2 separate regions of the Homo sapiens genome follow, and region 1 is linked to region 2. A link is an interaction called in ENCODE POLR2A ChIA-PET data of the cell type or tissue named here. Cell type or tissue: HCT116. All regions are shown on one strand. Links, peaks and the distances in the headings refer to the core of each region. The heading gives the core; the rest is flanking DNA.

The links. ChIA-PET counts read pairs that join two places held together with the same protein. Peaks named below come from ENCODE experiments on the same cell type or tissue, not always from the same donor. Only the 100,000 strongest peaks of a DNase experiment are listed, where the experiment ranks them.
Region 1: POLR2A ChIA-PET joins it to region 2 with 5 read pairs; 2 of 35 experiments call an interaction of 5 or more read pairs at or near these places.

What each region holds. Positions count from the first base shown.
Region 1 is chr12:75,904,284-75,921,222 of GRCh38, reverse strand. No RefSeq gene overlaps it. Among named protein-coding and RNA genes, the nearest start is that of PHLDA1-AS1, 120 kb to the left of the region's middle. In HCT116, for the core only: no CTCF peak of the experiment used is centred there; no DNase peak of the experiment used is centred there; H3K27ac peaks cover 4,548 bases.
Region 2 is chr12:75,749,996-75,766,934 of GRCh38, reverse strand. The region is part of intron 1 of LOC105369844 (a long non-coding RNA gene); the gene reads left to right. Among named protein-coding and RNA genes, the nearest start is that of KRR1, 250 kb to the right of the region's middle. In HCT116, for the core only: no CTCF peak of the experiment used is centred there; a DNase peak (open chromatin) is centred at 6,854; H3K27ac peaks cover 5,000 bases.

The DNA.
Region 1 (16,939 bases), core at 7,994-12,993, 150 kb before region 2:
GCCCTGGATGGAGTGCAGTGGTGCAATCTTGGCTCACTGCAACCTCTGCCTCCTGAGTTCAAGCGATTCTCCTGCCTCAGCCTCCTGAGTAGCTAGGATTACAAGCACCTGCCGCTGTGCCTAGCTAATTTTATTTTTGTATTTTTAGTAGAGACTGGGTTTCACCATGTTGGCCAGGCTGGTCTTGAACTCCTGACCTTGTGATTCGCTTGCCTTGACCTCCCAAAGTGCTGGGATTACAGGCGTGAGCCACCAAGCCTGGCCAGCATTTTTTCTTTTTTTTTTTAAGGAAAAAAATTGTATAGAGCATAGCAAAAGTCAGCACGGTTTCATGAAACTTGCTTCAGTTACACAGCCACGTGGGATTGTAGACTTGAGTGTGATGTGAAATGCATTTCTTTCTTGTCTTTGAAACAGAGTCTCGCTTCGTCACCCAGGCTGGAGTGCAGTGGCGCCAACATGGCTCACTGCAGCCTCAACCTCCCCAGCTCAAGCAGTCCTCCCACATCAGCCTCCTGAGTAGCTGGGACTACAGGAATGCACCAACATGCCCGGCTAGTAAAATGCATTTCTTACAGAGGGTCCAAAGAATCTGAAGCCATTGTTTTAAGGCATTCATGCTTTCTGGGCTGAATTTGAAGTAGCATATACTCTCTTTGTAAGATCTTAAATCACTCAGTTTACCACTGAGCTTACATTTCCAGAGAAACCACTTCACCTGACTGGTAGGGAATCCATAGGGCCTATTTTGGGTAGGCTGGAAGTAAAAACTTACTAGATAAAAGAGCTGAAATAAGAAATTTAAATAACTATTTGTACCAACTGTACCATCTGCTTGCCACTGCTCCAAACTTTTACCCACTTGCTTTTGGTAAAGAGGTCACCTGCGTATTTAAAATATCCTTTTGTAATGTATTGGGAAGGTGCGAGAACATATGAAAATGGTTGTCAATGGAGATGGAAGGGGCTTTATTCTCACTTAAGAGAGCCCTGGGAGGAATAAGGTTTTATCTGGATCAGGTATCCAATTGCATTGGATAAACGTGGCCTGAGGCAGGATAAAATTTAAAAACACAATAATAAGCCTCCTGGTGACATCTCTGTTCCTTTTATAGTCCCTCAGCTGGCTTGTTTGCAGGGTGCAGGATGGGTGACCACCTGACGTGCTTATGTGGTCAGTAAGTTATCTGAATAGGGTCTCTCTAGACCCCCTAGAATTTGTGGAGCTGGGTTGTATCATAGGAAATGCAAGCTGTGCTGGTGTTCACAGCTAGAGAGGAGAATGGTTGGATGTGCACCTGGCTCTGCAGGAAGCCCATCTCAGGTTATTGCTGAGGATAAGAAGCTGGCACTGGAATGGTTGGAAAGGCTGTAAGAGCTCCACATGCCACCTGGCCCTTTTTGGGTATGTGGTGCCCAGACCTGAGCTGCTATTTAGTCTGACAAAGATAGAGGGATTTTTTTTCTTCCCCCTGTGGGCAACCTGCCCTGTATTGTACAGAGGAAGGCACAAAGAGATCAGTGATTTATAGACCCTCTGTAGGGAAAAAAGAAAAAAAAGCAAAACAAAAAAAGTCCAATAAACTTAAGCTATACTTTTCCATCAGCAGCTGGTTTTGCCTTTCTTGGAAATAGCGTTTCTTGTATTGAATCCAGCTTTAGAAATTCCTCCTGTAGTCTGAAGACCTGTCATCAGACAGGTCAATGGGTAAAGCTCATTGAAGCTGTTTTTATCTTTATTCTGTCCAAGATCTTGCCTGCTTATCCTCTCAGACAATATAATGGTTCCCCAGACTCAGGAGTTGGTAATGGCTTATGAAAATATATTGATGTCCTATTTGGAAACTGACCTTTTACTTTTATCCTTGTTATCCTTTTTCTTCTTCCAGTCTGTTATTTGAGATGGCTGGGACAAAGAAATGCAAGAGGGGGGACCACAGCTTGCTGGGATCTCTCCCACCTCCAATAGGCCACAGGCCATGTCTGTACACTTAGTCAAGGCCCTTTGAATATGTTTTCTGCCAGTTTGACTCCTTTTTCATGTGCAGACTTAAAAAGAAAAGTAAACTGACATCTCATTATGGGAGGACTTCACCTTAAGTATGGACATCAGAGGGAGGCTTTGACAGAAGTATGCCTCCTGACTTCTTTTCCCCAGGATCCCAGTCTTTACCATAAGATCTTTGAATTGTTGCGATGGTGGTAGTTAGAAAGTGAATAAAGAGGAGGCACATTACACACAATGGATGAACCCCTATAACTTTTCATTCAGTGGAAGAGGCTGGTGTAGGGGAGCGAAACAAGGCTTCCCCCTACCTGTCTAGGTTCCGTGTCTGGGCTAGAAATTAGACATAAGACAGATGAACAGGAGAAAAACATATTTATATATGCATGGGAGTCCCAAAAACTATGAGACTCCCACAAAATATGGAACTCCATGAAGAGTGAGATGGTTGAAGCTTATCTAGCATCCTGAGCTACAGAAAAAATAGGGACCCAAGATCTCTGGTCGGGGAGCCAGCAACAAGCCTCGGGGAGGGTAAGGGGAGGAAATGCATGGTGAACAAAGACCGTCCTGCTATGCAGATAGAAAATCTTCAGGTAAAAAAAATTATCTCAAAGCAGCCTTCTTGCTTGTACCAATAATTTACTACTATAGATTTTCTTTATAAAAAAATTTCTTTTATAGACGTAAATTTATTTTACAAAAGGACAGTTTTTCAGAGCTATTTCTATGTTAGCAGTTTCTCAGAATAACCAGCTCAAAATGAGCGAAAGAGGTATATTTTGGGATGGCATATTCTGGTCTCCTACAGTCGTATTTTGGGGTGGAATATCCTGAGCCCCAACAATGAACACTCATGAGGGAGAAGGGGATGGGTAAGTTATGCCTTGATTGTTAAGTTGCTGGAATATCTAGGCCTCTTGATTTCTTGTCCTCCTGCTGTTTGGTCATTAACCCAGCTGCCCAGGAATTCAGTGGTGAAAAGATAGGGGGGTAAAATTAAAACAAGTAAGCATTTCTATTAGAGAGTAGACAAATCTGATTTTATTTAAAAAAAAAAAAAAGAAAGAGTTTAGCTCAATTTTATTTTTCACATGGTGAAAAGAGGGTGTCCTCTTAGTCTTTTCTCTACTTTTCAGTGACTGCATTTTAATAATATGATTTCTCAGGATATCTGACTAGTGAAGCATTTCCTGACCCCAGTTACTGAGGCTAATTGAGAGTTAATTATATGTCTGCTCATTATTTTGCTTACTTCCTAGTCTGAAAACAACAGCAATTGCTCACACTCTAGAACTGGGCCAGGAAGTAGCATCACAGGGTATGATGTGAGATGTTAGAACAGCTCCCTCCTCACTATCTTTACCACCGCCTAATCAGACTACCTGGAATTATACCATTAGAGAGATATTACGTAGGCTAAACATGGCTTTGTTTTTCTCAGGAAGAGGCAATCTTATAAATTTTTTTTTAAGTTTTTCACTTTTTCTTTTTTAAGTTGGTGTGCATTGCAAGTTATAAATCTAGTATTTCTTCCTAACAAAATTTTATTAATTTATAATGCATTTTTGGTTGATGATATATTAAGCTATTATTAGTTAATCATATCAGAGTATAAAGTATTTCAGGATTTTGCTACTGAAAAGCTACCTGAGACAAAGCAATTGTAGAATTTAGAATGCTAGAAGAACGAGGGATGGAAATAGCATAATATAGAGTATGTGCAGGCTCAGGGATCTAGCTGTCAGGTAGGAACAATTTTTTCTCTACCCTCTTATATTCAGTATATGGGGACCTTCAAATTAAACTAACAAAAGACAGATCAACAAAAGAAAGGGCACATGATTTTATTAACATTTACATGCTTGGCTGTTCACAGAGCAGAAGTGAAACTCAAAGAAGTGATTAAACTTGAGTGGTTATAGACCCTTTCCTTTTAACAAAGGAAAAAAGGTTTGGACTTCAAAGTATGATAAATTGTGGGGAAGTGAGTAGGAAGTGTGTGGTAGGAACTAATGGAAGATAAAGGCTATTTTAGTAAGGCCTATTTATGCAAACTCTTCATCTTTGATAAGACTTTTAGGTAGATAAGTGGAAGACACTAGATCTCTTCCTGTATCTTTTGATTCTCAATTGCTTTCAGCTCAAAATAATCCTTATGTCAAAGTAGCATATTTTGAGTAGCATATTCTGATCTTCAGAGGCAAGTGAAGGGAGTGTTACACGCAGTTAGATGGCTTTAAAGACCCCAAGGCTAAATTATATAGTTCCATGACATTTACCTAATATTGAACCTATTCCTTAAAACGTGAATGTTGGGTGACCCCTGTCTTAATGAATAGACATATGACTTTATTCAACCAATTTGAGGACATAATTTGTATCCAGACTTAATGGAAACCCTGTCTCTATTAAAAATACAAAAATTAGTTGGGCATGGTGGTGCATGCCTGTAATCCCAGGTACTCAGGAGGCTGAGGCAGGAGAATTGCTTGAACCCGGAAGGTGGAGGTTGCAGTGAGCCAAGATCGCACCACCGTACTCCAGCCTGCGTGACAGAATGAAGACTCCATCTTGGAAAAAAAAATAAATTTGGCTTGGTGCGGTGGCTCATGCCTGTAATCCCAGCACTTTGGGAGGCCGAGGCAGGTGGATCACGAGGTCAGGAGATCGAGACCATCCTGGCTAACACGGTGAAACCCCGTCTCTACTAAAAAATAGAAAAAATTAGCCGGGCGTGGTGGCGGGCGCCTGTAGTCCCAGCTACTCAGGAGGCTGAGGCAGGAGAATGGTGTGAACCTGAGAGGCAGAGTTTGCAGTGAGCCGTGATCGCGCCACTGCACTCCAGCCTGGGCGACAGAGCAAGACTCTGTCTCAAAAACAAACAAACAAATAAATAAATAAATAAATTTTACTATATACTTTGTGATATACTGGCAACCTCTTTAATATCTAGAGATGAAATATTATAAAATCAGGACTCATTTGTCCATTATATATACACTATATATGCAACAAAACAAAATGCACAAAACACACAGAAAAAATGGTGCCTGAAACTACTGAACATACTAGCACATTACTCTTTGCAGTTCCTTCCTTCCCACCTCTTCTAAACCTTTGAACAGGTGTAGTACCATATTGCTCACAGAGGTGGTTTAACAATTCCATTTCCAAAAGACAATCTTTCCTATGAATTTTAGCAAAAAGGTATCTACAAAGTGATATTTTACTACCTCTACATTTAATAGATGTTGGGCACTTCTAAACATCTAGGTAGACTAGATGTTTTAGATAAGGAGTTAATTTGTCCTCTATATACACAGCAGTCTTCAATAAACTGCACACATATAACAATAGTTATAATTTGAAAGAGCCTTCGAATATGAACATTCTGGCCTAGAACCTTCCTATCTCCTTCAACCCAGTGGGTTATAATGCTCGGATTTTCAGAAGAGAATCTTTCCCAGGAATTTTAAAACAAAATATACAAAATATATTAGTTTACTAATTGTAATTTTGTCACACACTGACAACCTCTTTAACATCTGGAAAGACTGGGTGTTGTAAATTAGGACTCATTTGTCCTTTGTATACATTATATACACAGATAAATAAAACAAACGCACAGACATAAGGGATGATGGTTAATCTTGCCTCACTAAAAAGCACAATGGCACAGAGCTCTTCACTCTTTCTTCTCCTCCCTCCTCCCTTGAACCAGTGCCCAAACACAATGTATATTACTTAAGAGGTGGTTTGGTCATTCCCTGCCCTGCCCCCACCCCCACTCCCCCAACCCTGCCACCCCAAACCGACATATCATATGAATTTTAACAAAAGGATATTTACGGAATGTTAAATATACTTTATTGGTCAGTGTAATCCATATGTTACTTTGTTTTCATATACACCCTGGGGCAATTAGTTAGCATTTGAAATACAATGTGGGTGGTTTGCACTTGAAAACATTTTTTATTACAAAAATATTGCTAATTTTGAATGTGTGATAATGATTTTAAGATGTGGTTATATTATATTTTAGAGCTTCATACTAATGCATCTGTGGATGATATGATGTGATGTTTGGATTTGCTTCAAAATAAGTCATTGTTTGGGTTGGGTATGAGGGGAGAGGAAGACTAGCTGGATAGAGATGAACAAGATTGGTCTGGGATTGATAATTGTCAAAGGTGGGTGATGGGTTAAGGGCGGTTATTACTGTAGTCTCTAGTTTAGAATATATTTGAGATTTCCATAATTAAACCTATTTTTAAATCATAAAACAATAAAAATAAGTGTATGAAAGAACCTACTTACTGCAAGCACTTTGTTTCTGATTAGCCCTGAAGGATATGGTAATTGGGGTAAAGGATATCAGAAATTATTTTCCTTTTGCTGAAACAACAGCTGTTCATAAAATGTGAATTGGTAGAATATTGTACAGGCATCTCCAATATCACAGGAATAGGATTTAAGAATCTGGCAAAGGTAGTAGACTCCCTTTTGAACTGGTGTTCTAGACCTAGGGTATACTGGGTCTCTTGTCAGGTGCTTAATAGAGGATTTTATCTTGATTCTAACCAGAGGGGAGCTGTACCTGCCTGCTACCAGAATACTGTCTATATTAAGCTGTTTTTGCATTGCTATAAAGAAATACCTGAGATGGGGTAATTTATAAAGAAAAGAGGTTTAATTGCTCACAGTTCTGCAGGCCGTTCAGAAATCATGGCAGCATCTGCTTTTGGAGAGGCCTCAGGTAGCTTTTACTTGTGGTGAAAGGCAAAGTGTGAGCCAGCATCTTATATGGAAAGAATAGGAGAAGATGGGGGGGGTGGGTGGGGATAGTGCTACACATTTTCTAAACAACCAGATCTCATGAGAACTCACTCTGTATAAAGAACCAAGGGGGGATGATTCTCATTCATGAGAACTTTGCCCCATGATCCAACCACCTCCCACCAGGCCCCACCTCCAGCACTGGGAATTACATTTCAATATGATATTTGGGTGGGGCACCCATCCAAACCATATCACTGTCCCATATGCTGCTAGTGAAATTTGCAGGCAACAGTCTTTTCAGAGGCCACAATCGTCAGTGCACTGAGAAGTGCACTGAAGTGTATTGAGTTGAAGAACAAACTCCATGACTCTTGCACCTGCTTGAAAATGAATGTTTGTGTGCTTGCCAGATTTGCTCATATGGCCTATCAGAGAGGTTAATGGAAAGGAGAACGCTAGGCCTCACTACAGACACAGGGAGTTTTAAATAGCCCTTAACTACAGACACAGGGAGTTTTAAATAGCTACTTTGGCTTGGGCTGGGCTCAGAGCGGACACTGGGTGCATCCTCCCACTTCTGTGTTAGGCACAGCATGTCTGCCACAAAGTGAGGGCTCGGGAATACCTGGACAACAGCAGCCCCTCAGGAGTGGTGTCTGTGTAAGCCCAGGGGCAGCACCCTGCTGCAGCCTTCCGCAGTCACCTCTGCTTAGGCCTCCCACAAGTGGGAGGGAGTGGAAGGAAAAAGGAGTGGGCACATTGACAGCATTTTTGATAACACCTGATACTGCCTAGTGACTCACAGAACAATCTGAAGGAAATAGCAATTCTGGAAAGGGGTCCTGAAGTGTGTGGGTAGAAACAAGAGTGAATGAATTGGTGCAATTACTCTTGATCTGACTCCCATGTGTACCCTTAGCTTTATAAGGCTTTGGCAAACTTGTGTTACACAGATTAATATGAGTTTCTTTTCTTTTTTTTTTTTGAGACGGAGTCTCATTTTGTCGCCCAGGCTGGAGTTCAGTGGTGCAATCTTGGTTCACTGCAACCTCTGACTCCTGGGTTCAAGTGATTCTCCTGCCTCCGCCTCCCGAGGAGCTGAGACTACAAGCATGTGCCACCAGGCCTGGCTAATTTTTGCATTTTTAGTAAAGATGGGGTTTCACCATATTGGCCAGGCTGGTCTCGAACTCCTAAGCTCAAATGATCTACCTGCCTTGGCTTCCCAAAGTGCTGGGATTACAGGCATGAGCTACCATGCCTGGCCGAGATGAGTTTCTTATTCATCTGTACATTGTCACTAATTTAAAAAATGTGCGTATGTATTTTATGTAAAGTCATGTATGGCTGAATGATGGGGATACATTCTGAGAAATGCGTCCTTAGGCGATTTTGTGATTGCCAAACATCATAGAGTACACTTTCACAAACCTACAAGGTATAATCTACTACACACTTAGGCTTTATGGTATAGCCTATCACTCCTAGGCTACCAAGCTGTACAGCCTGTGACTATGCTGAATACTGTAGGCAGTTGTAACACAATGGTATTCGTGCATTTAAACATATCAAAACATAAAAAGCATACCTAAAAAGTAAAAATACAGTACAAAAGATAAAAAATGCTATACCTTAGCTGGGCATGGTGGCTCATGCCTGTAATCCCAGCATTTGGGGAGACTGAGGCAGGTGGATCACGAGGTCAGGAGTTCAAGACCAGCCTGGGCAAGATGGTGAAACCCCGTCTCTACTAAAACTACAAAAATTAGCCAGGCGAGGTGACGGGTACCTGTAATCCCAGCTACTCGGGGGGCTGAGGCAGAGAATTGCTTGAAACCGGGAGGCAGAGGTTGCAGTGAGCCGAGATCACGTCATTGCACTCCAGCCTGGGTGACAGAAAGAGACTCCATCTCAAAAAAAAAAAAAAAAAAAAAAAAAAAAGCTACACCTGTATAGGACATGTACTATGAATAAAGCTTGCAGGACTGGAAGTTTCTCTAGGTGAGTTAGTGAGTGGTGAGTGAATGAGTGAATGTGAAAGCCTAGGACATTACTGTACACTACTGTAGATTTTGTAAACACTGTACGCTTAGGCTACACTAAATTTATACAAATATTTTCTTTCTTTAATAATAATTAACCTTAGCTTACTGTAACTTTTTTACTTCATAAACTTAAAAAATTTTTAAAAACCTTTTAACTCTTGAAATAACACTTAAAACACAAACACCTTGTACAGCTGTACAAAGATATTTTCTTTCCTTATATTCTTATTCTATAAGCTTTTTAAAATTTATTTTTACTTTTTAAACTTTTATGTTAAAAAAGAAGACACAAACACACATTAGCCTAGGCCCACACAGGGTCAGGATCATCAGTATCATTGTCTTCCAACCTCCACATCTTGTCCCACTGGGAGGTCTTCATGGGCAATAACACACATGGAGCTGTTATGTCCTATGATAACAATGCCTGCTTCTGAAATATAATACCTCCTAAAGGACCTGCCTTAGGATGTTTTACAGTTAACTTTTTCTTTAAATAAGTAGGAGTATACTCTAAAGTAACCATTAACATATAGTCATTTATTATCTTTATCAGTATTATGTACTGTACATAATTGTATGTGGTATACTTTTTTTTTTTGAGATGGAGTCTTGCTCTGTCATCCAGGCTAGAGTGCAGCGGTGTGATCTTGGCTCACTGTGACCTCTGCCTTCTGGGTTCAAGTGATTCTCTTGCCTTAGCCTCCCGAGTAGCTGGGATTAAGGCACCTGCCACCACGTCTGGCTAATTTTTGCATTTTTAGTAGAGACAGGGTTTCACCATGTTGGCCAGGCTGGTCTCAAACTCCTGACCTCAAGTGATCTGCCTGCCCCAACCTCCCAAAATGCTGAGATTGAAGGTGTGAGCCACCATGCCCAGCTATATGTGGTATAGTTTTATACAACTGGCAGTGCAATAGGTTTGTTTATAGCAGCATCATCACAAACACATGAATAATAAGTTGTGCTGTGATATCACTAGGCAATAGAAAATTTTCAACTCCATTATAATCTTTATTTTTATTTTTAAAATTTTTAATTTGAGACAGGCTCTCAATCTCTTGCCCAGGCTGGAGTGCAGTACACAATCATAGCTCATTTTAACTTTGAATTCCTGGGCTCAAGCGATCCTGCCTTAGCCTCCTGAGTAGATAGGACTACAGGCATGTGCCACCACACCTGGATAATTTTTTAATTTTTTGTAGAAACAGGGTCTTGCTATGTTGCCCAGGCTGGTCTGGAATTCCTGGCCTCAAGGAATCCTCTTGCCTCAGCCTCCCAAAGTGTTGGGATTACAAGAATGACCCACTGTGCATGGCCCATTAAATCTTACGGGACCACTGCCATATATGTAGTCTGTCACTGACCAAAACATTGTTATGCAGCACATGACTCTGTGTGTGTGTGTGTGTGTGTGTGTGTGTGTGTGTGTGTATTTAAATTAATATATCTTGAGTACCTGTTAATGTGTTGGGCTCTGCTTTTGTTAACATGATCTCACCTGATCTTTAAAACAACCCTACCAGATAGGTGTTAACTTTTATTATTATTATCATAAAACTTTGGCTCAAATAATTGGAATGATTTTTATTTATTTAACAGATATTTATTGAGCATCTACTAGGTGCTAGGAATCATTTTAAGCGCCAAGGATTCAGAGATACATAAAGCAGGTATTGTCTCTGTGCTCAGGAAGCTGACTGTGATAAATAAGCAAACCCATAGTGAGATAATTTCAAGTATTATTTTGAGTGCTGTGAGGCAAATAAATAGGTTCATGCATCTGAGAGTAGCAGATGGTTGTGGGGGTCACCACTATATAGGTGAAGGGAACAGCAGTTACAAAGTGCTGAGGCTTTGCTTGAGGCTTTCTGACTTTTCAAGGTCACCCAACTTGTGAATGACAGCTCTGGGTTTTAATCAATTTCTGTGGAACAGCAGGCAGCAGGGGCATGGAAAGTTTAGCTTATTCAAGGTGAAGACTTGAGAGTTATGGGAGCATGTTAAAATGATATTTGCAGGGCTGGAACGGCTCCAGAACACCTGGGCTGTGAGGTCCCCCATCACCACGCAGAGCACCAGGGACTTCAGAGGAAATATTTGTTTTAATCATTTCTGGAAATGGGATTGCTGTTTGATATTTTCTCATTCTGTTTGCCTGACAACCACACAAGAAATCAGACTTTTTAAAGGCCTCTCTTGCCTAATCAACTAGATGCTTTGGAAAAAAATTTGCCAAATGATAGAAATATTTCTCTTTCAGCTTAACTGCTGACCCAGACTAGTGAAAGAAATGGCCTTTCAAAGAATAAATCTATGAAATTCCATTTCTGGGGCAAGTGCCTTGATTTGCATTGAGCATTGTTGTAAATGTCAACTGTCCGGCTCCCACTGTCAGCTTGAATGGCCATCAGTGTTTACCCTCCCAAGATAATTGCACTAACTTATTCAGCACATGGTTGGAGGCTGAGGCCATACTGTTTCTTGTTAATCTCAATCACGTCCCTCTTTCCTCCTTCCTTTTTCTCCTATGAGGCACTCCTAGATTTTTCAAGTTTATGATGAAATACTAAATTCTTCGCTTAGCAGGGCTGTTAGATTTCCTGAGTTGCCTTGCCGAGCCAGTATTCCCATGGCTGTTCCTGAGAGCAGGTGGGAGAATGTGAACCCGTTGAAGAGACTGAACAAAGGGACAAGCAGTGGCAATTTCCTTCCCTCACCACTGGAAGTTGATGTGAAGAGCCAAGGGCACAAAATTTTTCCAAATCAAAAATACCAGAATATACATGCTGTCTTGTTTATCAGTATCCCAAGGACCCAGAACATAGTAGATGTTGAGTAAATATTTAGTGAATGACAATCACAGCAAGTTGTCTCTGCTAGCTTAACCATCCTCCCATGGCCTCCTCAGTCCCTTCCTCATTGGACACTGCTGGATTTTTGCCAATTGTGTTCTCTTGAGGAAGGGGTTGAGGGGACAAAGGGAGGAAAGGCTGGACATATTGCCTAGGCTTGATTGGCTGCAGCCATTGTGACTCTTTTCCAGCTGCAGAGCATTTTGCATGTGAGGAATGATACGGAAACATGCCTCCAGCAGCCAGCTGGCTCCTCACCAGTTCTTTGTAAATACCAGCCAGAGGCAGCTCTGGTCTTCTGCCAGGATAGAGACAGTGAAAGCAAACTTCACAGGTTCCTCGCCCTCACATGGGGCTCATCAAGACCCTACAGCTGTTGTTTCAGCTCCAGATGAATTCTTTGTATTTTTACTTTAGAGAATCTACTAAGGAAATGTCATTCCCTCACTTCCCTCTGCCTATATATGTTTGCTTTGGCAGAGAATCACTCTGTGTTCCTCTCTTCTCCACTCTCATCTCTTTGATCCAAATGTTCTCTCCTGCTGGTTTCTTCTTGTCCCTGGAGGTACAAAACACATGTTTGGTTTGGTAGAAACATTAGGAGAATATCTGACTGTCTTCAATTGCTTAAGGGGGGGTCTTGATTAATATAGCTGTGTGTTTCAAAATCTGTTTTACCTGTTCTTCTATCAGCAGCATTATCATTAGCCAGTCTGGGAAAGACGCTTTATATAAATGAAAGATTTGGCCCAATTTCTAAGGAGTAATTTTACCGTGTTTTGTAGCTTTTGAGACTCATACATTTTCATACTTTAACACCTCAAAATTTGGGAGGCAAATTCTTTCTTATCATAGATATAGGCCATGCATTGATCAGTAGTACTGTTTTTTCTTTTTTGGTAGCTAAAATAATGGTGTGTCTTATAATAGATGGAATCTTAGATTTGATGAAATGCAGTAGTTTATTTTGGCCAAAAATATCTCAATTTATTTATTTATTTTTCTTTTGGTTCTTGATTTGGAGATTTATTTTTCTAGTTATTTTTTTTTCTATTTGGTGTTAATCATTCAGACTAATCTATGAACTACCTATTTCTATAATCAGCCCATTTTAAAATGTGTCCATCATGATAATTTTAAATATATATAGATAGATTTATATAAAGGAAGAAAGGATCCAGGAGTGAGAAAGCCGAGGTTCTAGTTCTGCTTTTGCTTTAACCTTGGATAAGTAATTACCTTTTGAGCTCTTCTTTCTTGGCTATAAAATAATGGGTAAGAATGCAATGATTGCGAAGACTTTGATTTCATTGTGGCTCCTCCTCCCTGTTGGTTGTTATTCAGAGTCAAAGGCATGAGATGGGTAGCAAATTTGGTTAATGTCTCCTCAGAGTAAGTTTATGTCATAGTGACTTGCGAGAACCTGTCATGCCAGACCCAATTAATTTTCTCTGTGAGATAATGATCCCATTGCATGAACAAATGAGAAGAGCTAATAGTTGAGTGCCAACAGAGTGCCAGGCACTGTGCTATCTGCTTGCTATGGGTTGAATTGTGTACACCCCCAAAATGTTGAAGTCCTGATTCCCAGGGGCTGTGGCTTTATTTGGAAATAGGATTGTCTTAGTCTGTTTGTATTGCTATAACAGAATACCTAAGACTGAGTGGTTTATAAAGAAAATAGATTTCTTTAGCTCACAGTTCTATAGGCTGGGAAGTTCAAGGGGCAAAGCACTGGCATCTGCTCTGCTACTGGTTAGGGGTTTTGTGCTGCTTCCACTCATGGTGGAAAGCAGAAGGGTAGGCGCATGCAAAGAGGTTACATGGCAAGAAAGGGAGCAAGAGAGAAAAACTGGGGAAACCAAACTCTTTTTAACAAGCTACTCCTGTGGGAATGAATTCATTCTACAGAGAACTAATCCAGTCTCAAGAGTGTGAGAACTTACTGACTACCTCAAGAATGGCACCACGCCATTCATTCATGAGGGATCTGACCCTCCTTACCCAAACACCTGCCGCTAAGTCCCACCTCCCAACACCACCATATTGGGGATCAAATTTCTACATGGGGACAAGCAATATCCAAACCATAGCAGGTCTTTATGGATGATCAAGTTAAAATGATGTCATTAGGACTGGCTTTAATCCAATATAATTGTCTTCTTAAAAAAAGAGGAAATTTGGACATAGAGACAGACAAACACACAGGGATAGTGCCAAGTAAAGATGAAGGCAGAGATTGGGGTGATGTGTCTGCAAATCCAGAGCACAAAAGATTGCCGGCAAACCACCAGAAGCTAGAAGAGATGTGTGGAAGATTCTCCCTCACAGCCCTCAGAAGGAATCAGTCTTGTTGACACCTTGGACTTCTGGCCTCTAGAACTGTGAGACAATCCATTTCTGCTGTTTAAGCCACCCAGTTAGTGGTGCTTTATTATGGCAACCCTAAGAAACTAATACACTGCTGTAGACAGACTGAATCATTCCATCCTCAGAATGAAACTATCCATTTATTCCCCAATGTGCTAGCACTAAGGCAGGAAGCAAATGGAAAATGTTTGCTCTCGTGGGGCTTATGTTCTAGTGAGAGAAGCCAGATAAAAAACAAACAAGTAAATATGTCATATGTCAGATGATTAGACATGCAATGGAGAAAAAAATAAGGCATGATAAGGGAGACAGAGAGTGTGTGGTATGGAGGTGGTGGTTACTGATTTATATAGGGGAGTCTGCAAAATACTGTGTAGAAAGAATATTGCAACTTCACAGCAACCAACATGAAGGCATGCTCTTGACATATTCACCAAACAAGTTTCTTTTTATTATTTTTAAAATATTATTTTTTAGAGGTGGGGTACAGTAGCATGATCATAACTCGCTACAACCTTGAACTCCTGGGCTCAAGCAATCCTCCCACCTCAGCCTCTTGAGTAGCTGGGACCACAGGAGCATGCAACCATGCCAGGCAAATTTCTTTATAAATCTGTTTTGTTTTTGTTTTTGTTTTTTTGAGACAGGGTCTCACTCTGTTGTTTAGGCTGGAGTGTAGTGGTGCAATTATGGCTCACTGTAGCCTCCACCTCCAAGGCTCAAGTGATCCTCCCAACCCAACATCCTGAGTATGACTACAGGCATGCACCACTATTCCTGGCTAATTTTTTATTTTTTATTGAGATGGGATCTCACTATGTTGCCCAGGGTGGCCTCAAACTCCTGGGCTCAAGCAATCCTTCTGCCTCAGCCTCCCAAAGTGTTGGGATTACAAGTGTGAGCCACTGTGTCTGGCCTATAAATCTGTTTTATGTGTGAAAAGCTTAGACATGTGGAAGTAGTTGCCTAGGGTTATATAGACAGCAAATGGAGGAGTTGGCATTTAACCCAGATATGTAACTGCAAGTGCATACACTCTTAATCATGACAAAGGCTTTTTGCTCACCCTGTCTTTATTGATTTCAGTATAATTTATGTTCTGTTTAGCCAGAGTCTAGTTGTAGAGTTTCTGTGATTAGGCAAGTAGAACATTTCCCTGATGATTCTCCCAGAAGCGTAGTTTCCAATGACCTGGTATCAATGTGAGGGGCAAATGTCAAGTGGTCTTATCGCCCTTGGAATCATTGACGTCTTGACTAAAGGTGTTGAAGGTGTGCTTATTTAGCCTATAGGTGATGTAACATCAAACAGACCAGTGTGATATTATTAAATAGGAAGCACAACCCTAGGCAAACAGGATGAAATCCAATTATATAAGGGTGAGAGTAAGGACTTATATAAACCATAAAAATAATTATAGAATTGGCTAGCCACCATCACTGCTTTAAAAGACCTGTGGGTCAGGGCTGATCTATGATCAACGATCATGATCATTGCTGATCATGAATCAGCAATATCATGTCATTGTGGGGGAATAAAGCTAAGACCATCCAGGGCAGATGTAATTCTTCCTCTATGCTCTGAGTACATCAGCCATGACTGTGCTACAAATAATATTGCTCCCTGAACTTAAAAAGAAAAAGTCTCAAATATTAGTATTTTAGTTTAGCCAATAAAATTGGCAAAGTTAAAAAATAATCCGGCCGGGCGCGGTGGCTCACGCCTGTAATCCCAGCACTTTGGGAGGCCGAGACGGGCGGATCACGAGGTCAGGAGATAGAGACCATCCTGGCTAACACGGTGAAACCCCGTCTCTACTAAAAATACAAAAATTAGCCGGGCATGGTGGCGCGTGCCTGTAGTCCCAGCTACACGGGAGGCTGAGGCAGGAGAATGGCGTGAACCCGGGAGGCGGAGCTTGCAGTGAGTCGAGATCGCGCCACTGCACTCCAGCCTGGGCGACAGAGCGAAACTCCGTCTCAAAAAAAAAAAAAAAAAAAAAAAAAAATAATCCTCTGTGTTAGTGCTAGTTTGAAGCAAGTATATTTTCATATACTTCTGATGGAACTCCTAATGATACCACCTTTCTACAAGGCAATTTGACAACATGTATTAAAAACCTTTAGCTGTGAATATTCTTGGAGCAATTCCAATTTCAGTATTTTTTTTTCTCAAAAGAAATCACTGGAGACAGATGCAAAATTTAGCTACAAAGTGTTTATTGCAATATAATTTATATAGCAAGATCGGGTAATATGGTAAAACGTTGGCTAGGCACGGTGGCTCAGGCTTGTAATACCAGCCCTTTGGGAGGCCAAGGTGGATGGATCATGAGGTCAGGATATCGAGACCATCCTGGCCAACACTGTGAAGCCCTGTCTCTACTAAAAATACAAAAATTAGCTGGGCATGGTGGCCCGTGCCTGTAGTCCTAGCTACTCGGGAGGCTGAGGGAGGAGAATCGCTTGAACCTGGGAGGCGGAGGTTGCAGTGAGCTGAGATCGCACCACTGCACTCCAGCCTGGGACAGAGTGAGACTCTGTCTCAAAAAAAAAAAAAAAGAAAAAAAAGAAAAAAGAAAAGGTAGAATGTTATATGGCTATTAAAATCATGATGCTAAATAAGAATTTTTAACTGTTTTCAGTTCATACACCCTTTTGGGCATCTGGTGAAAGCAGTCAACTGCCTTCTTGGGAAGAAAGCACATACGTACCTACATAAAATTTTGTCTGTAATTTTGTGTATAATTTCATGGACTATGTAAAGTCTATACACAGACTCAGGTTGAAGATGCCTACCCTGTAGGGGTAATAATTAGTGACAGGGAAAATAGTCTCCAAAGCACATATGTGCATTGGCTTATGAGACTGGAAGATATACGT
Region 2 (16,939 bases), core at 4,427-9,426:
ATATCTCTTTTCCTCCCTGTTTATTTAAGTTACCATCTTAACTGGCTGCTGAAGTCAAAAGTGCTTTTGTTCTCTGCATGAATGGTTTGATTCACATCACACCAATATAGCTTCAAAGGGAGAAAAGTCTTTTACCTTTGGATAATCTTTCCCTCCCCCTACAAATGCCACAACTTGGCCAAAGGATTTTAAAGATTTTATGTTTTAACTATTTCAGACTCTTCAGGTTGCTTCTCTCTCCTTTTTCTTCTTGGAAGAAATAGGCCAAAAGAAATAACAACCACTTACAGGATTTTTAACAAAGGCGAATTCCTGCACTTAAGACAGCGATTCGCAAATTAGGAATTTAAAAAGAACAGATTACAGGAGCCACCTCCAGAGAGCCTGATTTGGGAGGTGTGGGATGGGGCTTGGGAAACTGTATTTTGATTCAGTGATTAGCTAGGTCTGTGAATCAACATTTTAGTGAATGAGTACCAGCAGATCACTTTCCCAAGTCTGGATGACCAAGAAGTGACAAATTCTAACTGAGAGTACTCCATTCTCTCCACTATCTCATGCTATGGTGATGATGGAAAGAAAAGGAAAGGAAGAAATCAAAGGCAGTCCAAGCTATCTGCTGTTTGTAGAACCTCATGTTCTGTCATTCACTTTTCCCCTTACCTCCTTGCTCATTTCATGTTTCAGCTGCCCTGGATTTCTTACACTACATGCATGATCACACATGATTGTCTTTTGTCTTCCTGCTTTTATACAAGCTGTTCTTTCAGCCTGGGATTCCTTTATGCCCAACTCCCTTTTCTCCCTGGTAAACTTCAAGACTCCATTCAAATATAACCTACTTTGTGAAGCTTCCCTAACACCCCAGGCTGAGTATATCCTTCCCTTCTCTGTACTCAATTAGATTTTTGTGCATGTAAGTATTGTGGTGCTGAGAAACTCATGTTCTACCGCCTGTAATTTATTTGAAATACTTCTTCATAGATGATATGATATGTATGTGTGTCAGTTAGTGACAAACTCTACATCCTACTGGCAGGTTGATAAAGTATCCTAAATAGGTACAATCTCAAAAAGTGATGAAGTGGCATTTCCAAGCTCCTATAGTCTACATTCTAGGAGAGTTATTATAACCTAATCACTTGGAAATACTATCTAAATTGAGATCAAGGGATAATAGAAGTATTTTTTCATAGGTGAAATGGATGGCATTCAGGATAATTATACTGCCCGGAAAGATAGTACAAACACCTCTGTCTTCTATGAATGGGTTATGAGAACCTGGCAAACCCAGCAATCTTGTGTTCACCCCACTTAACAGGAGCAATCTAGATTAGATGGTTAGCTGAAACCTGCTGCTGGAACATAGGCCCCTCTGCCACCAGAACACCCTTCATGCAAGGTGCTGTCCTGAGTGACTAAAAACAGAAGCTAGGACTTCACTGAGCCTGCAGGGACAGATTGTATGACAGTGCATGTATTTGATTGTTTCACATCCATGCTAATAAATGCATGCTTGGCAGAATTTGGTCTGAGACTTGCTTTTATTGTAATATACAAACAGTAGTGAGGTTGTGTGAGAGGGCACCAATAGCTCTCCTTTACCTCTGGGTTAAAGGTTTAGTAGAGGCTGCCAAGAGAACCCGACACCTATGAATGGCCAAATTGTCTTGGGACAGCAATCTTATTTATCTTTGTATACCTGGTGATGACAGTGCCTGATATAGTAAGTATTCAATAGATGCATTTTTTTGTCCTTAATTCATATAAATATAAAACAAAAAAGAAATTGGACCAATTTAATGATCTTCAACTGTTTTATAGAATTACATAATCTGTGTGAAGGTTTTGATTTAAGCTGTGAAGGTTTTTATTTAAGCAGAGTGGCAACGATCAGGTTGTGAATAACAGACAATTTCATTTATAGACTCTGCTTATTTGGGGAAGCTTTGAATAAAAATTACTAATACCAGCTTTCGATGAAGCCACTGCTTCAGGTGAAGTGCCTTTTGAATAGAAATAAAAATATATTAAAACAACAGTGATACATATGTTTTATGAAGTTTTTATGCTCCTCACCTCCCTCCCCAAAACACCACTATGCAATTGCCCCAAAAAAGGGCAGCTTTAAGAATAGCTGGTGGGAATGTATGACATACTCATTTGCAAACAGTGGTATTCATTGTTCAACACTGTCAAGAAAATTCATCTAAAGAAATTATAAGCCTAAAGAGTTCCTATATTGGCTATTTATCATTAGAGGCACTTCACACAATGAATAGGCTTTACAGGTTGTTAAGCATCTCCAGGAACATTGCTCACTGAAATTTGTCGGAAAGATGATTGAATGTTATTTAAGTAGAACTTTACACACAATAAATAGTACATTTGCAGACTGCTGAGAAAATTGATGAAAAGTATAATGTTCCATTTTGGACTCTAAACAAAAGGCAATCAATTAGCAGAAGCAGTTTGAATAATGTGAAAGAAACTGCCTAGAAACTCTCCTGCTGAAAGATCAGACTTCAGCCTGAAATAACTGCTTTTGCATTAAAAAGATCTGTGGCTTGGCATAAACACGACACAAAAGGGAAGTAAGAACAAAATCCATTTCTGGACCCGCATTCCTCCCCAGAGCTGGATTTCTCCTAAGCCCACCTTCTTTTCATTGTCTCACCTTTATTACGGGCTGCATTTCAACTTCCTATTGAGTCCACAGCCAAACTCTGGGCCAACCTTTCATGTATCCTCCCTAGCAGAGATTTTAAGTGATCTAAGGAGGGATTATTAACAAGACGTCTAGAGAGTGTTATTGATTTCCAGAACTAGGCTTACAAAAATAGGCAGCTGACCCCTGCTCTATATCAAGGGACCAAAGTTACTATTGAACAAGTCTCACACAAAACAGTTTTAGATCATGGACACATATTTACAAAAAATAACTATTATCTCACAGGTAATTTTATATTGCTTGTATATTTTCTTTGCATCATAAATTTAATGGATTTGTATATGGGGGAAATCAGAAGTCTTAGAAAAGAAGTTATATTCTAAAACAAAACCAAATACCACATTGAACTTGAGGGAAGTCAGCTAGGAAAGTGAAATCTGCTGATTATGTTGCTAGTATTTCTTGTAACTGACTTCAATTAATGAGCTAACTTACTGGATTGTCTGACACTCTGTATTTCCTCTGTAAAACAGACTACCTGAGGCCAGGCGCAGTGGCTCAGGCCTGTAATCCCAGCACTTTGGGAGGCTGAGGTTAGTGGATCACCTGAGGTCAGGAGTTTGAGACCAGCCTGGCCAACATAATGAAACCCCATCTCTACTAAAAATACAAAATTTAACTGGGCACGGTGGCGTGCACCTGTAATCCCAGCTACATACATTTATCTAAAAGGGAAAATGGAACTCATTGCAAGGAAGAAACTATTCTGTCCCTCTAAGATTCTGGCTGAATATTTATGCTGAATGATCAGTAATTTTGTAATATATTTCAGCCATTAAACACTATACAGTTGGCCATAACTGGTTGCATTTTTTTATTCTCCATTATGAATCCATTTATTATTATATATTTAATTAATATTGATTTTGAGATTGAGGGAATTGGGTGATAATAAAAACATATTGTATTTATTACACTGGATTTTCATTAAATAGTAACTTTTGTAGCAAAGCTCTTGTTTTTTATTAATATGACAAAAGGAAATATTATTATATTGTTACAATTAATCCAAGAGATAAAATATTGAAGGTGTGCCATGAGATTTTCCTCTTGCAGAACTAACAGAGGAAGAGTTATAAATAAATAGAAGTACTCATGTCTTCTGAAAATAAGATATTAAAGAAAGAACCAACATCTCCAGTTGGTTTTTGGAAAAACAATTCTCTCTTATATTTGAAATTATGCAGTTACCTTGTGTTTTTTCATCAAACATCAATTACTGTGTCAATTATGCCTACTTATTGTACTTGATCACAGTAGCTTATACTAATGTCCTATTTATAAATTTGAATTTTAGAAAGGACATATATGGGATTCAGTTTAGAAATAGAATATATTCAGGACTGATACTTCCATAACCTTTTTGTTTATCTTCCTGTGGTTCAATAAGAATGAAATTTGGAATGTTTATTACATTTTTATCTTCCTGATAATACTATTGATCTGTCAGCTAACGTGCTGTCCTTCACATGTGAAAATTACCCTTCTGGTTTGTTGTGAATCAAGTGTGAGAGCTAAGATGTCTTTTCTCTCCTGGTGCGCTACCTACCCATGTTCTCTTGCTGGATTCCCTTTTTGACCACTGGAATGAGAGGGCTGCCCAGTGAGTGGAACAGCTATGGCCATGAAGCAGCACAAGCTAACTGCTTCTTATGGGGATGGAACCCAGGCTGGCTTGGCCTTTTGAGCACTATGCCTTGAACCTTCTAGCTATTGCCTTAGTGAGATCCACTAGTACAGCTTCCTGCTTTGAATGATAGGAATTTTTCCACATGAAGATACCTGGTATTAGTAACAGGCTTCTTTGTATCTGAACACTCTCCCTTTTACTTGAAACTTGGAGGTATATTGACTTAATACTCACTTTAATTTAAAGTTATTTTTCTTTAGATAGGAAAACAATTCTGAAAATGCAAGACTAGATTTATTGTTCTGTCTCTTTTGAGACCTTTATGGATGATGTCTTTCCATGGAGGAAACTAGTGTCCTTCACACATAGAATAGGTGGGAGGGATGGAGGCATCCTTTCTGCTATAGTCAAAGCTTTCAATATGGAAATATGACTTAGTGAATCAAGCTGCCATGATGTGCAGGGTGTGCCTAAGGCAAAAGCTAGTCAAGAGCAGGCTGGTTTGCAACATTAGTGCAGATAGAGACATCCACCATATAAACCACTCTGCCTGGCCCATGCCATCATTGAGGGGCTGGTGGGACTGGGACAGGGATCCTAGCCCAAGGATGGTTGAAACACAATTTATGTTTGGAGTTGCAGCTTTTTTTTTAAGCCTTTCCTACTGAAATCCTATAATGAAATAATTTAAGTTTATTGCACCTTTATTCCCCCTGAAGGGAAACAGTATTTTATTTTATTTATTTATTTATTTTTTTGCTAACCAGGGGTCTACAGGGCTGCGGGTCTACACGTGGAAGGAATGTTACATCATTCACTTAAATTATTTATTTATTCAACACCTATTATGTGCCAGAGATTGTGCTTAATGCTCAGAATGTAAGATAAAAGGCAGAGATGGTACCTGCTCCCATGGAACTCACTACTTCACTCTGGATTAACTATGGAGGTCTATGAATAGATAAAAAACAAACATACGAACAAAATTTTAAAAATCTGTATTTATAGCTTGTGAAGGAAATAAAAACCAGTAGAGGGATCAGAGGTCTGTGTTGACACTGGTACAAACTTTTCCTGATATTGAGCACCCCAAGATCAGGATTTAGGGTACCCAGTGCTAGGGTACCCCGTAAGACACTGGAAAGAAGGGGTCACTTTCCTTGTCTCATTGCCAAGGCTCAGAGAGATGTCCAGTAGGCAAGGTGAACTTTCAAGGTGTTCTTTCTTTGTCATTTGCTTATAAGGAGAAAATTTGAATTTCCTAAGCTGTTTACTATCTCCTGCAGCTTTTTCCAATAATTGTTTCATATGACCCAAAGGTAATGTTTCCGTCAGTGTTCTTAGCACAGACATAAAGGTACTCAACTGTCACGTTAATGACTTTATGTACTGCTACGTTAAATGGAAAATGTACCACTTGGATGAAACCAAAGACACCTGAAAATGGGGTTTAGAAAATTACACTGTTACTATGGCAATATCATCTCCTTGGCGGTTGAAGAAAATCATTTAATATAGGTATAAAACCCTAGTAAATATTGGACAGCTTTATGGAAATGTAATAAACTGTAGTCATATATCAAAAAGCACTAAAACTCATTTTGCATTTGTGGCACACAGCAAAATTATAATACAGATGAGGACTAAATGACCTATAAATGTTAAACACATAGTTAAGCATAGAATATGTCACCCAGAGTCTTCGCGGTTTTTCTGTGCAAAATGTTCAAGTCAGATCCAATTGTGTGGAGAAACACCTGCCTTTTTCTAAGCCTATGTATATTTTGGCCCCTTTCTGGGGCAGAAAGGCAGAACAGAAACCATATCCATTTGCTTGCAGTTAATCAGGTAAGATATCATGTGAAATGAGCAAGCCTCTGTCCTCGGATATGAATTTAACAAGGTAAATGCTGATAACATTGTTACCCTAGTCCTGTTACTGCTCAGTCTGATCCAAAATATAATTGCATTTTATGTTGTATGACACATAGTCTAGTTTGTGAGGAAACCATTGATTTTACTTGAAAGACATAGCTGTTGTTTTGTATTTTTTCAGACGGCGCTGTAAGAAGCTGAGCTTAAAGGTGCTTTGAATAACAGTCCTGGGATATAAAAGCTTTTACATTTGTAGGGAGCATTTTATCCTGCAAAGAAACAGATTTCTCCCCAGCAGATGGTCCAGATTTCCTGCAGAAAAAAAAAAAAAAAAAAAAATGAAAGGGACAGGGTCTTTCTAGGACACAAAGAGGAGGCATTTCCAGCTAAGACATTGAAGGTGAATGTGCATATTTTTACCATGTAATTCAGGCAGCTACTCTGTGATAATCAAGGTGGGGTATACTGCTTACTCACAAGATGGCCAAAGTGAAACAGTCAGTCAATTATCATATTCTCAAAATGCAAAACAACAGAATTGACTGATGGTTTTCATTGAGTCAGCTAGTGAGCTAAAGCAAAGTCATCAAGCTAGGGCAAACCAAAGGCACTATTTTTACTTTTTATGATTCATACTCCTAGTATCCCACATGTGACTTTGAAGGTTTCCATGGTCTTTTTCTTTGATTCCTATGCTTGAGAAGTTCTCAAAGACTCTGGCTCCAAATTCTTAAGGCAGCTTTTGCACTCTCTTTCAGCACTGGTTGCTCCGCTTTCCAGCTCTACAGGGACATGACTCAATGCATATTCCTAACCTCTTTTTAGGACTCTGTTGAATCCTATACTTGCTTAAAGGAATCTATTGCATGGAAGAATTAAGAGCAGTGTTTCTTGAAGAACATTCTTAGGTAAAATTGTTGGCTTGGCAGGGGACAAAAAAGACAAAGAACTGCAATATAATTAATGTAAAATGATTGGTTGTTGTACTTTCTATTAGAATATTACATTTGAAGTGAGAAGTGGTGAAGGGATGATGCCGTACAAGTAGATAATGATAATGAGAACACTGATGGAATACTTTTTAAATGCTAGGCATGAAGAGTTTTACATGGATCATCTCATTTGATCAGTAAAAGTTTTAAGGCGGGTATTAGTTTATATTTTTCAGAAGAGGAACTAAGTTAAAAAAAATAACTTGCTTAAGGTCATGTAACAATTAAGCGGTAGTACCAGGACTCAAACTCATGTCTACTTGAATCTAAGTCCAAGCTTTAAACCACTACACTACGCTAAGGTAAAACTAATCTAGCTGTAGCTCTGTGCAATATACCAATCCCTCTAATGGAAACAAAGGGAACTATAATTAACCCCCATCATAGAATTAAAACTTAGAGCATCTTTGCGCCACTAAATCCCTGAAAGGCCATGCACATTAGGGCTGTCCTTGGGGAACAAGAGAGCTGATGCAGAGCTACATGAAAGATGTCAGAAAATTGATGGTCAGCCCAGCTCAATACTAAGTTAGAAAAGTGAAAGTGAACAGTGAGCTGGGAAATAAGACCATTGATCAGAGGTTGGAAAGAAGGTATAAATCAAGACATGGCTAATGTGAATATAGAAAGTTTGATTCTGACTGGATGTTGCAAAATCAGAAATCTGGCTGATGTCCAATCCCATTGGGACAGGATCAGCAATACCTTAAAGAACCTTGATAGAAAGAAAGTGAGAGAGAGAAAGAGAAATTAATTTGCATATGATGTATTCTTATCATTTAAAAATTCGAACATTCAGGGACATTTTTTCAAAAGAAAATTTATCATAGTTTCAACTTTGTAAAGAAAATCACAGTTGTAACATTTTGATATATTTCCTTCTAGACTTTTTCTCCTCTAGGTAAAAGATTTGCATACTTCTACACAAATGTACCAAACTATATATGCAGTTTAGTGTCCAACTTATTTCTTTTAATATAATGTCTTCTACATTATTATAATTTTATAAGAATTATTTTATCTATGTAATAGTCTGTCATTTAAGTATACAGTTATTTGCTTTTTCCTTTGATTACATATTAGAGAATTAGCATTTAACAATTTTAGCTGGTATCAATATCAATTGTCTGATATTTATTGCTTTTCCTTTCCAATTTAGGACTATTTCTTCACAGATACCCTAGGTAGAATTTGTAGGTTGAAGGTTAAAGACAGGTTTTTTTGTTGTTGTTGTTGTTTTGTTTTTGAGAAGTAGTCTCGCTCTGATGCCCAGGCTGGAGGGCAGTGGTGCAATCTTGGCTCACTGCAACCTCCATCTCCTGGGTTCACGCCATTCTCCTGCCTCAGCCTCTCAAGTAGCTGGGACTACAGGTGCCCGCCACCACTCCCGGTTAATTTTTTGTTTTTGTATTTTTAGTAGAGACAGGGTTTCACTGTGTTAGCCAGGATGGTCTCGATCTCCTGACCTCGTGATCCGCCCGCCTCGGCCTCCCAAAGTGCTGGGATTATAGGCATGAGTCACCGCGCCCGGCCTAAAGACAGGTTTTGACCTTTGACACATATTACCTAATTGTTCTCACTTCTTTCAGTAGTGTTTAAGGGTACTTTTTCACTATATTATCAGCATTAAGTTTTTATAGAAAGAAAAAATATTATCACAAATATTAGGCAGAAAATGACAGTGTATTGATTGAAAAATTACATATCTTTGACTTCTAGTAAGCTGGATATTTTTCCCTAAGATGGCTAGTTATTTGCATTTCCACTTTTTGTGAATTTTCTGTGCACATCCATTTCCCATTTATCTTTTGAGATCTTTTCCCCCGTCTTATTGGGAAGTACATGTGGTACATACGGAAGAGTGTATAAAACATATGTACAGCTTGAAATATAATTCTACAGAGGACTGTGCGACCAGCCCTCAAGTTAGGAACCAGAATGTAAAACGTTGTTTCCGCATCTCCCTTCCTGCCTGCTAGACCATCGCCTTCTCCAGTGTTTCCTCTTCCCGCCTCCCTCCCTCACCCAAAACATGATCCTGACTTTGGATCATCAATCCCTTGCTTTTCTTAATATTTTTATTACCTATGTAGGGATTCATAAACAATTTAGTTTAGTTGTGCCTGTTTTCGAACTTCATAAAAATGAAATCATACTCTGAACTCCTGTGAGTGGATCATTTTGCGTAACATTTTGTTCATAGGATTCATTCATGTTAATGTGTGGAGCTGTGGTGGGTCGCAATAATTATTCTATCTATTTATTTCAGCAATTTCAAATATGATAGAAAATGTTCTCTATCATGTTTAAGGCAACTGTTTTCCCAGTTTTAAAAAGTTTCTTATAATTTTGGTTATAGTTTAACACACAGACATTTTAGACGTTTACATAGTAAAATCTATTGAACTTTTCCTTTGTGAATTCTTTTATTCCTTTGAAACTTAGAAGGACCTTCCCCTTCAGGATGTTGATAAATATTTGCCCTTATTTTAGCTCTTTCATGCTTTGATTTCTTTTTTTGAAAAAAAAAAAAAAAAAACTTTAGCATTCTAATCCATCTGTATTTATTCTGGCTTATGGTTTGATTTGACATTCAGATCAATTTTCCCTCCAAATAGGTAACTGCTTATTGAGTAATTCTTTTCCATGCCCATTGGGGCTGCTTTCTTTGCGTAGCAGAGATGAGACAGAGCTGTATTTATAGATGTAAGGCAAGAAAGCAAGTAAGTCCAGGCACAGTGTCGGACAGAGCGGGAGTGATTTAGTGTAAAGTTACTTACTAGCCATGACTTGTCTTCCCACAGACTCTATTTATATGAGAAATGCACTTCTACCATTGCTATTTTGTCATTTTTGTCACTTGCAGCTGCACCTAATTTTAACAAATTCTGATTCACCCTATTTGCTCTTAATCATTAGACAAGAAATGCAGCTTTTCCTTCTCTTTGTGTGTGTGTGTATATATATATATATATATATATCTAAGCCTCTAAAATAATAGATAAGAAATATTAGACTTTGTCTCAGTCTTCAGTGTTAAACTCTGCAAAGCCCTTTTTTGGCCATTGCATTCAGATTGCTTTTTCCTGATTTGCAGAGTTTTCTTTTGGCTTCCTGAAATGTGTCAATGTTCCTCCAGCCTGGGATTAATTCTGTGTAGAATGGAGGATTGTTTTGTATTTCTCTTAATATAGATTAATTTTATTTCTTAATTTTAGGGTGGTGTTGGTATCTTTTGGTTGTTTCTTAAATGAGCATAACAGTTGTTAAAAAAAATAAGGTTATACTTTTCATTGGCTTATTTGTTCTTTTCTGACTTGTGTGCATTCAAAATCAATAAATGATATTCTGGCCTAGAGAATCACTCATCACTTGGTTCCTTGTTGTGTACACAAGAGCCAAAGAGCATAATAATAATACTGGGAGGAGGGCCAGAGAGAAGATGATGAAAACTGCACAAGAGACAGTGGACATCTCTGCTTATTAGATCAGGTGTCTAATTCAATAAAATGATTTTTTAAATGTGTGTGTAAATTAATGTCTCATGGTCCTGAGCAGAAGATAATTATGTCTTCATTTCAGTCAGAATTTCAATTCAGAAATGGGTTTCGGAAGTAAATATTAAATACTAAATGAACACTAGCTCAGAGTTTGCCTACTCGTTGCTTCTCAGAGAAAGTGAGATGAATTACAGGTTCTATTAAGATGGCTTGCTTAGTTGAGTAATTGGGACTTTTGTGCTTTGCTTGCCTATTTCCTACTCTTTTTCTGGATTGAGTTGTTTATTTGGTTTACATTCCTCTAAACAGAATTCTTTTTTAAGCATCAGAGTAAATACTGGTTCACATCAATAGACACATAAAAAGTTATTGAAGAGTCCGAGTGGTGTGGAGCATGGAGTTTGGAATCAGGAACACCTGGTTCAAAGCCCACTTCTACAATTTACAAGGCACTTGCCCTCAGCCAATCTATTTGATATCTCTGAGTCTTAATTTCCTTATCTGTAAATAGAAGAAGTGGTATCTTATTTCCAGTTTTGTTCTGATAATTTTTCTTTATTGCAGGATTTCCAAGTTACTAGAATATGGGTAACCCATAAAACAACTGGCCATATAGTGCCTACTGATTATATGGTGACTGGGGCATAGTAAGCACTTACCAATTACTTGTTAAATAAAGGAGTGGCAAATACGTGTCTACGCCTCTATACTTCATATTTACTTTCCCTTAGAACTCGCACAGAACAGACATGTGTGTTGCCATGAATGGCCATGATGGTAAGGATGGAGTTGGGAGGATGGATAAAGATTTCAGGTGTGAGACAGGATGTAGTGTGTGTGTGTGTGTGTGTGTGTGTGTGTGTGTGTGTAAAAATCCAGAGCCCATCAAAAGACATCTGGTTTGCTTTGGTATTTCACTCACATAAGGAAATGTAAACAGAGGGCTCTGTTTGGATTGTGACTTTTAAAAGCTATCAGCCTATTTCAGGTATCAGGTAGTTTATAGTTTTGACATTGCCTCTACCGCACTGAGAGATATAAACCCTCTCAGGTGCAGCATTTTCACGTTTAGACTTTTTTCAGGATTCTGAGCCAGGGGAAATAAACTGAAGAAATTAAGTGGGGCCAACAGATTGTGCATAAAGATGGCCTCCTTCCTGGAAGTAAGAGTCAGGGAACTCCCTCTCTCCCAAACAAATGGGTTGATGTTCCCCACATTCACCATCAGGAGAATTTGAGTGAATTACTTCAGAAAGCTACTTCACAAGAACTTTGTGTGATGGTGACTTCCTTGATTACACATCTGTGAAATTCAGTGTGTCTGCAAACCACAAGGTTTAAACCACAGTGTTTAAAGCACACACATTTCATTGAGGTACAAATTGATTGGAATCCATAGCTTCCCTTTAGCTCCATACCAACCAATTTTTATTAGGATGCTTTGATTATATGTCTGACCTTTTTTTCTCCCCTCTGTCTTCCATCCTTTCCTCTCCTTAACTAGATAAAACAAGATAATATGTAAGAGAGAAACTTTTCTTTAAAGGCAAAGTACTATATCCACATCAGAATAATAACTTATTGATTTATTTAGCCACCCAAATTAACCTGCAACTTGGTCCCAAAAGCAAAACACACTCAGAAAAAAAAGGTTTTTAGACTTAAAACTTTTTTTCTTCCTTGTGAACTTTATCTTTGCAACTAAACATACTGAGAACATGTGCTTCATCTTTTCTGATACTTTGTTCCTTTGTGTTCTTACTGCACCAAATTGGACTGTGGCATCCCTGATTTTATAGCATTTCTATTGTCACTGCATCTGTAGCTTGGCTTACACCTCAAAGGGCTGAAGTGTGAGATGAACATCCTGCCTGAGCTATGGATGATGGTATGTCTAAGAAAGAAAATAACATGTTCTCTACATCTCATGACTGTCCTTGAATCATTTGATCACAGTTCATTTGTCTTTTTATTCACTGAGAAAACATTTCATAAATCTGTGTGAGATTTATTACGAGATTCATTAGTTTACCATTTCATCTATTTCATCTTCAACATTTTCACATTTTAAATCTAAGAAATATTAAAATTAAGAAAATAATCTCCTTTTCTTTAGACATGAAAGCTTCATGGCTATTTTTTTTTTTTTTTTGACACAGAGTCTCACTCTGTTGCCCGGGCTGGAGTGCAGTGGCGTGATCTCAGCTCACCGCACTCCACCTCCTGGGTTCAAGTGATTCTCCCGCCTCAGCCTTCTGAGTAGCTGGGATTACAAGTGCTCACCACCACACCTGGATAATTTTTGTATCTTTAGTAGAGACGGGGTTTCACCACGTTGGTCAGGCTGGCCTTGACCTCCTGACCTCATGATCTGCCCTCCTCGGCCTCCCAAAATGCTGGTATTGCAGGCATGAGCCACCGGGCCTGGCCCTCATTCATCCTTCCAAGACCCACATTAAATACCATTTCTTCCATGAAATATTTTCTAGCCCCATCACCCCAATCAGATATGAACCTTCTGAAACCCTAGTATATTAATTTACATCAATATTACAGAACATATATCACTACTAGCATTATTATATTGGTATACTTACTTTTGCTGATAGGTTGTGCAGCTGCAATGTTCCTGGCATTATGCTAGGCACTTAATTTACATTATTTCATTCAAATTTTAGGATTTCACATCAACTCTATGAACTACATAGAATCTCCATTTTATAATTTAAGACACCAAGTTTGAATAAGTTGCTCAAGGACAAGTCTTAGATTCAAATCCAGATCTATTTTCCACCAAAGCACATGCTTTCTCTATTAGACTATACTGCCTTTTGTGGTGAAAGGCTGTCTTACTTAGTTGTATGCCTCTTGTAACTCCTCAAACAATGAAAGTGATTTGTATGTAGTGGGCCTGGGAGGGTGTAGGCTGGGAGCTGCCAGCATATATCATGTATTATGTAAACCCTAAGATGGAGGTCAAAATGGAGGAGCACTGAACCAAGAAGAGAGACTAGGTCTGGGTGACATTACTTTAGCATCTGCATCAACCCAGTCCTATCTTTGAACTGTTCAAGTACATGAACCAGTATAGTCCAGTATGTATTGGATTTACTGTTTCATAATTTTTCTAAAACGATAGATCAGGGATATGTTGTAGGCTTTGATGTCACCAAGGTATTTGACAATTTGTTAAAATATGTTCATGGACAAGAAGGTGAATTGTAGGTTGTCTAATATATACTCAAATTATGTTTACCATTTCATCTATTTCATCTTCAACATTTTTACATTCTAAAATGTAAAATGATAGCACTCTGGAAAGGTTCTCTTTTTGGTATTTCACAAATCTTATCAATGCCTTAGAAGAAAATCTAGGTGAGCAAATATAAACTCTTATAGATCTTGAAAATAACGCTTGTACGTTGGATACCCAAATTCTAAATAGTCAGGAAGCACCTCATCCAATATGGTTATGGATAATGCACAGGAAAAAACCTAGGATGTTTAGGTTAGTGTTGGAAATCAGAGAGGAGGTGACAGAGTCTACCTGAGATTTTGCAGGGCAAGGTTAAAGGCAAGAAGCCAAGGCCAAAAAATACCCAGAGGCAGCATTAGCAATAAAACCATTCAGATATAGGTTCATATCATACTCTCGTCAATGAATAACTGTGGAACTTCAAGAAATTACTTAATCAATTACCCCTTGTTTCTGCACCTGTAGATACCTATCAACTGGGCTGTTGAGAAATAAGGAGGGCTGTTGAGGAATAACGCTTCCTATGTGGAAGTGTTAGATACACAGTAGATGCTCAATACATATGATTTGTTTGAAAGCATATTATGTACTAGGAGCTGGCTAATAATATGCTGGGAGCAAGGAGGGAAGGCCAAGGACCTGGGAGGCGGGGAAGCAGGAACAGTCATGAAGATGCATGAGTAATTCTGCAGAACATGATCTTTCTCATCTGGGAACAAATTTTTCCCCCATAACCTCTTAAGCGATCCACTTAGCACCTTGTAAGAAGGAAAGAACAAAGGTGATATAATCAATTTAACAAGGGTTAAATGTTAAGTTCCATAATAATAATAATAATAAAACCACCATTTAGATAATTATAGAACACAGTAAATTTGGTGGTGTAGATCAATAATAACTTGATTAGAGTTCATGGAATGATACTGTTTCTAAAATGTTTGGCATCCTTAGAATGTTTTGATAGAAGCAGAGGGTACATAGTCTAAGAATTATTAACTATCTTACTATTTGACCAGAGCAATTTAGCTGGAAACAATTTGATCAACATAACCTTGGTTGACATATTGATGCAGTTGAAATAGATATTTCCCAGTCATAGATTTTTGGAACATTGGTAATTTTTGTATCTAATTTTTAGCCATTGAATCTTACTCTGACTTAATTTTTCGAGTGAAAAGTTGGGACAACACCAGTGTTAATATTGGAATTCTTCATGGTTTTGAAGAGTACTTATCTTTTACTTATTATAAAAACAGAAACCCATTATAGAAAAGCTAGAAAATACAAGCAAAAGAACAACAACAAGAAATGCATCTTTTTGCCCACCCTTAGGTAACCACTGTTATTATCTTGGCTTATATCATTCCAGGTTCTTTTCCTTGCCTTTCATTGATCTGACAAAGGAAGGGACTGTGCTGCAAAGTAGTGAGCTCTCCGTTTTCAGAAGTTTTCAAGCAGAAGTAGGAAAATCTATCAGAGATGTGTCAGAGATATGGTATAAAAGAAAGGTTAAATTTTATAATGTCTAGTTTTTTTCAACTTTAGGATTCTAAGAAAAAAAACGATAAATGCCATTGTAATGCTCACAAGGATTGTTCATTTATATTGTATTTGTGGGATTCAGCTGAAAAATAACTTCTAAAATTCCAGCTCTGATTGGTAATTCATTCTGTCGTTTCTGAGGTATTGGCTTGAACGCCTATATTTGATTTCTGTGCTTGAGTAAACCCACCCACTGGCCAGACTGAACCCCAGTGTGTTTGACATTTTCCCTTTTGAACAGCATCCAGCATAATGTAGCTTACTGGAAAAAATCTACACAGTGTGACTCAGAAAGTCATGCAAGCATTTCTTTCTGTGGAATTCTTTATTTTTTTTTCCCAAAATGAAAATAGATCACATTATTTGAGGATAAACAAATCTGAAAGTGTTTCCAGTAATATCTTTTTATGTATAAGCTGCTGAAGATTAACTAGCAGTTCTTGGCTAAGATCTTGCTTCCTACCTAAATATCTCAGTAAATGCTGTCCTATTGAAATAAAATTCAACTTTTCAAAGTTTCCAACTGGAAATAGAAAATGAAGTCCTACTTCCCAGAAGGAGGAGTCATGCTTTCTTTTTGTTTAAAATGTCCGTAAATTATCCAACACAGGCCCAGCCACGCAGTGTACATTTAATGCCCTCTAAATGAAACTATGTAAGATAAAATTACAGCTTATGAAAAACCATGTAAGCTACATGGTTTAACAAGATCTGGATTCTTCTTCCTTTATCTTCCTTTGTTTTCTGATAAATTTCGGGAAATACTCCCAAATAAGCACATGTATTGTCAATACTCATAATTTAAAATTTATTATTTGTTTTAATTTTTATTTTAGGTTTGGGGGTACATGTGAAGGTTTGTTGTTACATAGATAAACATGTGTCATGGGAGTTTGTTGTACATATTATTACATCACCCAGGTAGTAAACCCAGTACCCTAATATTGTTTTTAAGGAGTTGTATTTTAGATATGTTTTTATAATTATTAATGGAGTGTTATTAGCTGAACATGCACATTTGAGATGTTCTTTAGGTAGAAGGATCTGTATGCAACTCGGCAAGTACTTTTAGAAGGTATTGACTATTGTAATGTTGGCAGTATAAAAGGAAGGAAGACAGGACCATAAGACTTGAGAGAATGGTAGTGGAAAAAGAAATAAGCTACAGAATGTTTGATCTGATCAATAAATAATAAAATAGTAGCTACATGTATTGAGTATCTACATTGTATATATTAGATACTAGGTTAGGTGGTTTGTATATACACTGCCTTTTATCGCCACCCTACAATACAGCATTATCATCTCCAATTTACGGGTGAATGTTCTGAAGCTGAGAAGAGCTGGGATTCATAGTTTGTCCCACGATAAAACTTACTTTCTTCAACCTATACCATGTTGTCTCAGACGTAT